Regions from separate parts of the Homo sapiens genome. Here region 1 is linked to region 2. Evidence: chromatin contacts called from ENCODE Hi-C or POLR2A ChIA-PET data. All regions are on one chromosome and are shown on one strand. Each heading gives the region's core, a stretch centred on a gene start or an enhancer-like site at or near the end of the contact. The rest is flanking DNA. Distances are from core to core; before and after follow the strand shown. Region 1 holds the start of INPPL1 (inositol polyphosphate phosphatase like 1). Region 2 overlaps RNF121 (ring finger protein 121).

What was found. A loop is a pair of places that touch in the nucleus more often than their neighbours do. ChIA-PET counts read pairs that join two places held with the same protein, here RNA polymerase II (POLR2A).
Region 1: a loop to region 2 is called in a map of Caco-2, with 4 times the contacts of the local background. The contact joins the promoter of INPPL1 here to the enhancer-like site in region 2. A Hi-C loop is called at or near these places in 1 of 168 maps with a recorded cell type or tissue (Caco-2) and 2 of 37 single-sample maps with no recorded cell type. POLR2A ChIA-PET finds 5 or more read pairs at or near these places in 1 of 52 experiments (PC-9).

The regions. Positions count from the first base shown.
Region 1 is chr11:72,223,517-72,228,694 of GRCh38, forward strand. INPPL1 (inositol polyphosphate phosphatase like 1) reads left to right here and starts at 1,251. Exons shown (of 28, transcript NM_001567.4): 1 at 1,251-1,650; 2 at 4,674-4,737; 3 at 4,832-4,982. The coding sequence starts at 1,469. RefSeq lists silencers at 207-606, 1,157-1,516, 1,527-1,736 and an enhancer at 3,142-3,501.
Region 2 is chr11:71,942,582-71,947,670 of GRCh38, forward strand. All of the region lies in intron 1 of RNF121 (ring finger protein 121), which reads left to right. Among named protein-coding and RNA genes, the nearest start is that of RNF121, 16 kb to the left of the region's middle. Within about 2 kb of position 2,855, at least 3 of the 41 ENCODE cell types and tissues checked have a DNase peak (open chromatin) inside an H3K27ac peak, as active enhancers do; they include PC-9, where a contact is called at or near this core.

The DNA of each region.
Region 1 (5,178 bases), core at 1-2,500, 280 kb after region 2:
CGGGGGCGAGTGCTAATAATACCCGTTCGTTCCGCAGCCGCGCTTTACAGTTTACACAGCTGTCACCTTCGTTTCTCCTTAATTAATAATAAAAATAGCCGCCGTTCGGGAGCGCGGGCTGGGCGCCAGGCCCGGTGCCGAGCGCGGTACGAGCTCGGCCCCCAGAGCCGGCCCTCGCCACAGGATCCCCATTTTCCAGAGCGGGAAGCCGACGCTCAACCCCGCGCCGCGACTTGCCCGAGGTCACCCAGTGGGCCAGCGGCTCCGGGACCGAGGCGCGGGGCGGGGTGAGGCGAGGCGCGGTGCTGCCCCCGGCTCCCCGGGGCGGCGCGGGGCGGGGCGGGCGGCGCGGAGGGCGGGGGCGCGCGCGGATGGCCATCTTAAGTGGCCGCCTGGAGCCCAGGGCCGCTGTCCGGGGAAGGGGGCGCCGGAGCAGCCCGGGAGGTGGGGGTCTGCGTGCGGCGGCCGGGATCCCGGGAGGGAACTTTCTACTAGACGGGCCAGGGATCCTCCTGGCTTCGGACTGCTGAACCCCCTCAAGGCCCGGCCTGCGGGTGTGGGGGGTGGTGCTGGGGAACTTGGCCGAGAGGGGGAAGGGCTCTGCGGGGCTGGGAGGGGCTGCGTGAGAGGCTCGAGAACGTCGCACCTCGTCTGGGCCCCCCGCCAGAGTAAGAATCTTCAGAAGCCTGGTTAGCCAGGGAATCTCCCCGCAGGCTTTGCCGGGGGACGGTTCCCGTGGAGTTGGGGGTTCAGATCTAAGAGGGGGCTGCATTTCGCAGGAGTTGGGGGCCCCGCCCGCTTGGGTGGAGGGAAGAGGATGGGTAGGGGGTGGTCCTGGATCCTTCGCAGGTTTGGGGAACTCGATGCAGCCAAGCTGTAAGGGGGACGAGAGGAAGAGCCATGGAGTGGAATCAGACCTTTATGGGGCTTAGGGGTCATATCATTGGGAGAACTGAGAAGCGCTGAATTCTCCAGGGGGTGCCTGGATCCCGAAGTGTCGGGGCCAGGATGGGGGGACTCGGATTTCGATGGGGATTTGGGGACTGGATCTCCTCGGGTGAATGATGGGGGCAGGATCATTGTGGGGTCTGGGAGGTCCCGGGCCCTTCGGGAAGGTGGGGGCACCGTCCCCGCAGGAGGAGCTGGGGGCAGGGGCGGCCCGGGCTGCGGGCCGAGCGGAGGGGGAGGGGGCGGCAGCCGGCCCTGCGCTCCGCTCCTGCCCCTCCCCCGCCGCCTCTGAACAAACTTTTCTTTCTCTTCAAGTTGAGGCCGGCGCTGCAGGCAGCGGCGGCTGCGCGGTGAACGAGGCGGCCTGCGCGGCGGAGTGCTGAGTCCCGATCCCCGGCTCTGTCCGGCCCACGGATCCTCAAGCCCGGGCCCCGGGCCCGGCCCCAGCCTCAGCCCTGAGCGTCTCGGGGCGGATGGCGCGGGGCGGCGGGGGCGGGCGGTGCTGAGCCCTGCGCGGGCCATGGCCTCGGCCTGCGGGGCGCCGGGCCCGGGGGGCGCCCTGGGCAGCCAGGCCCCCTCCTGGTACCACCGCGACCTGAGCCGGGCGGCCGCGGAGGAGCTGCTGGCCCGGGCGGGCCGCGATGGCAGCTTCCTGGTCCGAGACAGCGAGAGCGTGGCGGGGGCCTTCGCGCTCTGCGTCCTGTGAGTGGGGCGGGGGCTCCTTGCGGGCTGGCGTGGACCGGGAGCGCGGGCACGGCCGGGTGTGGAAAGGGCCCGGGTGAGGGTTTCTGGGGCGGTGGGACGCCAGACCCGCCTCCACCCCCCAGAGTGGGAGCCTTGGCTTTCTCCTGGGTCTGAGGAGGGACGCAGGGGCACTTCCTGCTGTGTGTCTGGGGGCACTTTCAGGAGCCTTGAGGGTAGAGAATATGGGGTTCTGTGGCCCAGTGTGACTGTGATGACGAAAAATTCGGGCATTCCCCGGCAGACCCCTTCAGGCATCCTCCAGGTAGAAGGGAGCAGGGGAGAGGATGTGCATTCCACGTTGTGTGCAGTCCCGTTTGGATAGGGACTGAGTGGTGAGCAGGAGAGGGAGTCGGGGCAGAGGGACTGACGGGGTGTGTGGGGATGCCTGGCAGCTTCCTTAGGGCCCCTTTCGGTGCTTTGGGGTTCTGCCTGGCCGTGTATGGGTGGTGGGGGCGGTGATGGGTGGTGTAGAGAGGAAGGCTTGGGGAAGCAGAGGCTGAGGCTGTATGGGACCTTGCCATTATTTCTGAACCAATGAGTGAGTGTTTGAGCCCTGGCTCTGGGCTTGAGCCCTGGTTACCTGGCTGCCCTAGCCCTGAGCTATGAGTGCTGAGTGAGAGCAGAGCCAGACTTGGTGCTTCTCTGAGTGGGCCAGGTCCTGTGGCTGTGCCTTTCAGCCCAGTGTGGTTGGTAGTGGTGCTGGGGTGAGTTAGCACTCTTGGTTTTGCAGCCTTCTAGCGGCTTTGTACCTCCTGCCCTGCAGTCTGACATTGAGTTGGCTTCTGTGGGCCCAGTGAGTGGGAATCTGTGGGGGCTGCTTTATTTAGATCAGTTATTTAGATCTTTATTTAGATCTTTCTTAGCTCTGTGAACCCCCTCCCAAACTCCTGTCCCACTGTACCTTCCTTACCCCTTTGTTCTCCTGACATCTTTGGTCGGGGCGCACATTAGCCTAGACCAGGGGAGACCTTTTTTTTTTTTTTTTTTTTTGAGAAAGAGTCTCGCTCTGTTGCCCAGGCTGGAGTGCAGTAGTGCAATCTCGGCTCACTGCAACCTCCGCCTCCTGGATTCAAGTGATTCTTCTGCCTCTGCCTCGCCAGTAGCTGGGATTACAGGCGCTCGCCACCAAGCCCAGCTAATTTTTGTATTTTTAGTAGAGATGGGGTTTCACCATATTGGCCAGGCTGGTCTTGAACTCCTGACCTCAAGTGATCCACCTGCCCCGGCCTCTCAAAGTGCTAGGATTACAGGTGGAGCCACCTCGCCCAGCTGGGGAGACATTTTTAATTGTCACAACTGGGATGGTGCTATTGACATCTAGTGGGTAGAAGCCGGGGATACTGCTAAACATTCTACAGTGCACAAGAGAGTCCCCCACAACAAAGAACTGTGCAATCCAAAATGTCAGTGGTATGGAGGTTGAAAAACTCTAGCCTAGGCAATTGACCCAACAAGGAAGGGGCCCTATAAGTCTTAGCTTAGGCCTCAAGTCTGAGGCCCAGTAGGGGGAGACTAAGGAGGGACAGACTAGGCAGATGAATATCCCCAAGTCCTGCTTCCCAGCCCCCTCTGAGGCATACCCCCTAATTAGGCTGGGGAGGGAGGCAGGTGCTGGGTCAGCTGTTGAGTGGGAGGGGGACAGCTGGGGCCTGTGTCTGGGTGAGGAACATTATTGTCCCAGGAGGGGGAGAATCCTGGCCTCATTGCCAAGGGAGGCTGTGAATGGGGTGAGGGGTCTGTCTGTGAGTGGGGGCTTCAGGTTTGCCAGCTGACTCTGGCTCTTCCCCGCATCTCAAGAGCCTGGGGGTAAGGATCAGACGTGGGCGATCAGACGTGGGCAATATCTTAGATTTGCCAAATACACACATACTTGCTTACCTGTATACATTCCGGGTGTTCATGGATAACATGCAAGACACGCCCCTGCCCCAGCAGGCACAGGCAATCTGACCAGCAAGCTAGGATACTGGCCCTGGCTTCTGCCATGGTTTAAAATCCCAACTCCACCTTTTACTTACTCTGTGGCCTTAGGAAAATCACTTTTATTCTTTGAGCCTGTTTCCTCAGCTGGAGAATGGGGATAATAATATCTGTTTAGAAGTGTGAGAATTAAGTAAGATTTATAGGACACTGGGTACCCAGCGTGTCACAGATAGGATTCAGTTAATGGTATGCTATTGTAATAAACACAGATAGTGTTTGTAATAGTCTACAAAGGAACACCTGGTGACAGACACTCACCCAGCATAAGCAGCCAGGAGAGTCACCTAGGGTGACTCCTGGGTGACTCCTTGGGGAAGCATGCCCTGAGGTGCGGAGGCAGAGGATCTTCCATCCCCCGCTGATTGTGCACCTGGCTCAGCTGCCACCTGCTCAACTGCGGCTCCTGTCTGTCAGCACCCCTCTTGCCCCTCCTTGGCTTGGGGCTCCTAGAGGCCCAGGTCTCCCATGGGGGCCCTCTTTGGTGGGAAGGCCTAGGGTGATGCCCCCACACTCCTCGGCACAAGTGCCCTAGACATACCCGACTCCAGCAGAGCCAGAGAGCAGCATAAACACAGGAGGCATACACACGTGTTAGCACGTTGCCCGTGTGTGCAAATGGGCTAACCAGGCTTCTGAAGACTCTTACTCTGGCGGGGAGCCCAGACTGGTACCACAGCCCAGAGGGGCTGTTTAGACAGCTGTGGAGGCCACAAAAGAGCTCCCTGTTGCTTCTCAGGCCCTGCCCTGTGGTGGGTGTGGAGTCTGTGTAGGTCTGGTGGGGAGACGGGGGTGTTCTGGTCATTCCTGCCCAATAGGCAACACCAGGAGGGTGGAAGTGGACCGGCCACATCATTAACCCTGTGCAGCCTGGGCAGGTGGTTTTAGGGAAACCAAGCTGAGGGGGTTGGGGTGCTGAGCTTGCTGGCAGGAGGAAGGGGTGCTTTGGGTCTTAGACCCCAGCCTGGGGGTGACAGATTCTGGCCCTGCCTTGGCATCAGGTATCAGAAGCATGTGCACACGTATCGCATTCTGCCTGATGGAGAAGATTTCTTGGCTGTGCAGGTAGGAGCTTGGGCCCCTGACCCCTGACCTTGATCCAGCCTAGGGCTTGGGGACCTGCTGGCTGACCCTTCCTCCCACCCTTGCTGGCCCACAGACCTCGCAGGGTGTGCCTGTGCGCCGCTTCCAGACCCTGGGTGAGCTCATCGGCCTGTACGCCCAGCCCAACCAGGGCCTTGTGTGCGCCCTGCTTCTTCCTGTAGAGGGTGAGCGAGAGCCGGACCCACCGGATGACCGGGATGCCTCAGGTACTTCCCAGTGTGCAGGTCCCCTCCCTGCCCCTGTCCCTTGGCTCTACCTGCCTCTTCCCATCCCCCCTTCTCAACCCCACCTCTCCTGTAACCCCCTTTCCCTTGGCCATGATGCCGGGGCCCTTTAACCCTCTTTCCATGGAAGTCACTTTACAGCTGCATCGTGCCTCCTACTCCACTGAGTGTGGGAGGC
Region 2 (5,089 bases), core at 1,605-4,104:
GTGAAACCCCGTTTCTACTAAAAATATAAAAAATTAGCTGGGCATGGTGGCAGGTGCCAGTAATCCCGGCTACTCTGGAGGCTGAGGCAGGAGAATCGCTTGAACCTGGGAGGCGGAGGTTGCAGTGAGCCAAGATCGTGCCACTGCACTCCAGCGAGACTCTGTCTCCAAAAAAAAAATCTATATATCTGTATATATATATATATATAGATATATATATGTACACACACACACACACACACATATATATGTATATATTTCTCACAGTTCTGGAGGCTGGGAAGTCTAAAGGCAAAGTTCTAGCAGATATGATGTCTGGCAAAGGCTCTGTGCTTCAAAGGGGGCTCCTTGTTGCTGTGTCTTCACATGGCAGAAGGGACACACAGCCTCCCTAAAGCCACTTTTGTAAGGGCACTAATCCCATTCATGAGGTCTCCACCTTCACAACCTAATCACCTCCTAAAGGTTCCCTCCACCTCTTCTTAATACTATTGCATTGGAGGTTAGGTTTCAACGTACTAATTTTGGGGAACACAAACATTCAGACCATAGCAGGGATAGCAGAGACGATGGAGAAAAGTGGATAAATTTAGAATATGTTTTGAAATAGAGCCTACAGGACTTGCTGGTGGATTGGATATGTGATGTAAGGGAAAGAAAATAATCAAGCTTGCTTTTATATTTTTTTGAATTTTTTGCTTTGACTTGAGTAAATGGCATCACCATGGTACCATTAGGTGCCATGTTAATTAGGCAGTTGGAAATACGAGCTTATAGCTCAGGGAGAGGTTTGGACGTTGTTCTGGGACTCTGAAGATCTGGCTTTTTATCCTAGCTCTGCCATGCAGCTGTTATCTGTGACAAGTCAATAAGGTAATGCTGTCAGCTTTAAAATAATAAAGGCATTTGTTACGCCAGCCTCGTGTATGTTGGGAGAATCCTGTTCACTTGTTTATTGATTGGTCACATACTGTGAATTTACCAAGGTACTGCATTAGATGTGAAAGATAACAAAGACATAGGCCTTGCTCTCAGGTTGCTCATGGTGTAGTGGAAAAGTTAGTAAACAGATGTAATAATTGCTATAATATGAAGAAGCAGAGATTTCAGGGAGCACCAAAAATGGCAGGCAAGGGATCAGAAAAGACTCCCTAGAAGTGATACCATAGCTGAGTGTGAAAGTGACTAGAAATTAACCAGCTAAAGAAAGAATAGAAGAGCCCTCTAGGCAGGAGGAGCAGCATGTGCAAGGTGGGAGGTGAGAAAGAGAATGCCACCTTCAGGGAACTGTATGCAGTTTAGTATTACTGGAACCTCAGAGTAGAAGGTGGGGAGTAATGATAAAATAGGGAGACTGGAAAGGGAGGCAGATGTGATGACACATAAGGCCTTATATGCTGTGCTGAGGAGTTTGGATTTTTATCTGTAGCTGATGATTAGCTGTAGAAGAGCTTTAAGAACTTAGGTTGGCTGGGCACGGTAACTCATGTCTGTAATCCCAGCACTTTGGGAGGCTGAGGTGGGAGGATCACTTGAGGTCAGGAGTTCGAGACCAGCTTGGGCAACATGATGAAACCCCGTCTCTACTAAAAATACAAAAAATTAGCCAGGCGTGGTGGCATGCACCTGTAATCCCAGCCACTCGGGAGACTGAGGCAGGAGAATCACTTAAAGCTAGGAGGTGGAGGTTGCAGTGAGCCGAGATTGTGCCACTGCACTCCTGCCTGGGCAACAGAGCGAGACTCTGTCTCAAAAAAAAAGAGGAACTTAGGTGAATGACATGGATCAGATGTGCATTATAGAAAGATCATTCTTGGGGCAGAAATGGAGGAGGGACTAAGGGGCAGGAAAAATTTGCCTTAATCCAGGCAAGTAGGGCTTCCAAATTTATCTAATTCTAAAATGCACATAATTTCTGGTGTATTATATATACTGCAGGAGAGCATATGTTAAGTCCCAAAGGAGCTGGGAGCAGAGGAAGGTAAAACTGGAAAGACAGCTAGGGGTCAGGTCATGGCCTTGTGTGGTCCCAAGAGCTCACTGTCCGTGCTCCTGTGGAGGGCATTGTGTAGTCTACTAAGGAGTTCTTACTTTCACAGGCAGCATTAGGACACCAGAAGATTTGAACTTGGGTGACACAGTGACTCGAGAAGTACATGAGGTTGAAGGACCTGGATTAAGTTTGTAGACTGAGTAATAGGAAGGAAGGAAAAGATAGTAGATATATTTCTTACCCCACTGATCTAGGCCTTCTGGTACTACCAGCCATGAACTTTGGTTTTCCCTTCTCCCTAAATCTTCCTTCAGTCCTAGCTGTATGCTGTGTTAAGTTTGGAAAGTATTTACTGCTGGCTATTAAAGATCAAGTAGGATTATGTTAGTATTTCTCTTACAAGGAAGAGTCACTTTTTTGTTGTTTTTTTTTTTGAGACAGGGTCTTCTGTCACCCAGGCTGGAGTGCAGTGGTGTGATCATGGCTCACTGCAGTCTGAACCTCCTGGGCTCAAGTGATCCTCCTGCCTCAGCCTCCTGAGTAGCTGGGACTACAGGTGTGTGCCACCACACTTGGCTAATTTTTAAATTTTTTGTAGAGATGGAGTCTTGCTATGTTACCCAGCTGGGTCTCCCAACTCCTGGCCTCAAGTGATCCTCCTGCCTCGGGCTCCCAAAGTGTTGAGATTACAGGCATGAGCCAACATGTCTGGCCAAGATTCACTTTTATTTATTTATTTTTAAGATTTTTAATTTTTTTCACATGGCCACTGTGCCAAAAGGAGTCACTTTTAAACTTAGTAGCCGTTGGCTGTATCAGATGGCTTTCCCAGTTCCTCTGGATTCTTCTGCAATATCATCCCCACTGTTTGTTCAAGAGAGAATTAAGAGAGAATTACTCAGTGTCTGAGTATTTCCCAAGCATTTGCTTTGTGTCTAGTTCTAAGTGTGAAGTGTGAAGGGGATGCTGAACAAGTAAGTCATTTATCCTTGTTTCCAAAGCAGTTAATATTATTTAACATCTGTCTGTCATTTATTGAACACATACAGTATACCAGATTATGAGCTAGTTCTCTGAAATACAAAGAAGAATACGACTCAAATGATCCTTTAACCATTTCAGATCCACTAGGATGGCTAAATGGGAAAAACTGTTTGCAAATCATATATTAATAAGGTATTTGTCTATAGAAGATATAAAGAGCTTTTACAACTCATCAATAATAAAAAAAATAACCTAGTAAAAAATGGGCAAAAGGCCAGGCCCAGTAGCTTACACCTGTAATCCCAGCACTTTGGGAGGCTGAGGAGGGTGGATCACTTGAACCCGGGAGTTCAAGACCAGCTTGGGCAACATAGAGAAACCCCATCTTCCCTGAAAATAAAAAATAGCCAGACATGGTGGCTCGTTTCTGTAGTCCCTGCTACTCGGGAGGCTGAGGTGGGAGTATCACTTGAGCCCAGGAGGTTGAGGCTGCAGTGAGTTATGTTTGTGCCACTGCACTCCAGCCTGGGTAACAGAGTAAGACTCTGCCTTAAAAAAGAAAAGAAAAGAAAAGAAAAGAAAAATCCGCACAGAAACTTATACACAAATATTGATAGGAACATTACTCATAATAGCCCCAAGTAGAAATAACCTAAATGTCTATCCTCTGATGAAAGGATAAATAAAATGTGTCTGCCTATGCAATGGAATATTATTTAGTAAGAAAAGGAGTGAACTCCTGATAAGTGCTATAACATGGGTGATGGGTGATCCTTGAAAACATTTTGATGAGTGAAAGAAGACAGTCACAAAAGATCACATACTCAATGAATGAATTTATTTATTTATTTTTGAGATAAGGTCTTGCCGTGTTGCCCAGGCTGGTCTGTAACTCCTGACTCACAGGATTTTCCCCTGTCACCCTCCACAGAGTAGCTGGGTTTACAGGCATATGCTGTCACATTCAGCTGCTGAATGAATTCATTTGTATGAAAGGTCCAGAAAAGGCAAATATATAGCAGTATAAAAGAAATTAATGGTTACCAGGGCTTGGGGATGGGAATGAGGAGTTAGTAAATGAGCATGAGGTTTTTTTTTTTTTTTTAGAGTGACGGAAATGATTTAAAATAAGATGGTTGCATCTTATTTTATTTATTATTATTATGTTTTTGGAGACAGAATCTCCCTCTGTTACCCAGGCTGGAGTGCAGTGGTGCAGTCTCAGCTCACTGCAGCCTCTGCCTCCCGGGTTCAAGTGGTTCTCCTGCTTCAGCCTCCTAAGTAGCTGGGATTACAGGTGCTCTGGCTCTTTTTTTTTTTTTTTTTTTTGAGACAGTATCGCTCTGTCACCCAGGCTGGAGTGCAGTTGCATGATCTCGGCTTGCTGCAACCTCCGCTTCCTGGGTTCCAGCAATTCTCCTGCCTCAGCCTCCCTAGTAGCTGGGATTACAGGCATGCGCCACCACACCTGGCTAACTTGTATTTTAAGTAGAGACGGGGTTTCACCATGTTGCCCATGTGGTCTCAACCTCCTGACCTCAGATGACCCGCCTGCCTGGCCTCCCAAAGTGTTAAGATTACAGGCTTGAGCCACTGTGCCTGGCTGGTTGCATCTTATTTTAAATATACTAACAATAATTGAATTTCTTACTTAAAATGGATGATATGGCTAGGCATGGTGGCTCACACCTGTAATCCGAGCACTTTGGGAGGCCAGCGCCGGAGGATCACTTGAGCCCAGAAGTTTGTAGAGACCTCATCTTTACAGAAAATAACAAAAATTACCCAGGCATGGTGGCATGTGCCTATAGTCCTAGCTACTCAGGAGGCTGAGGCAGGAGGATCCCTTGAGCCCAGAAGGTTGAGACTGCAGTGAGCTATGATCAAGCCACTGCGCTACAACCTGAGTGACAAAGACCTGTCTCAAAAAAAAAAAAGGAATTGGGCAGTGAAGGAGTGAAGGTGAGTAGAGAATTCTAGAGAGAAAAGACGGCAGCAGCCAAAGAAAGCACTGAGGGATGAAAGAGATAGATAGTTCAATGTGGCTGGAATGTAAGCCATTTGGTGGAGAGTGGTGAAATAAGGTCGCTGGTTGGGCCATATTATGAAGTC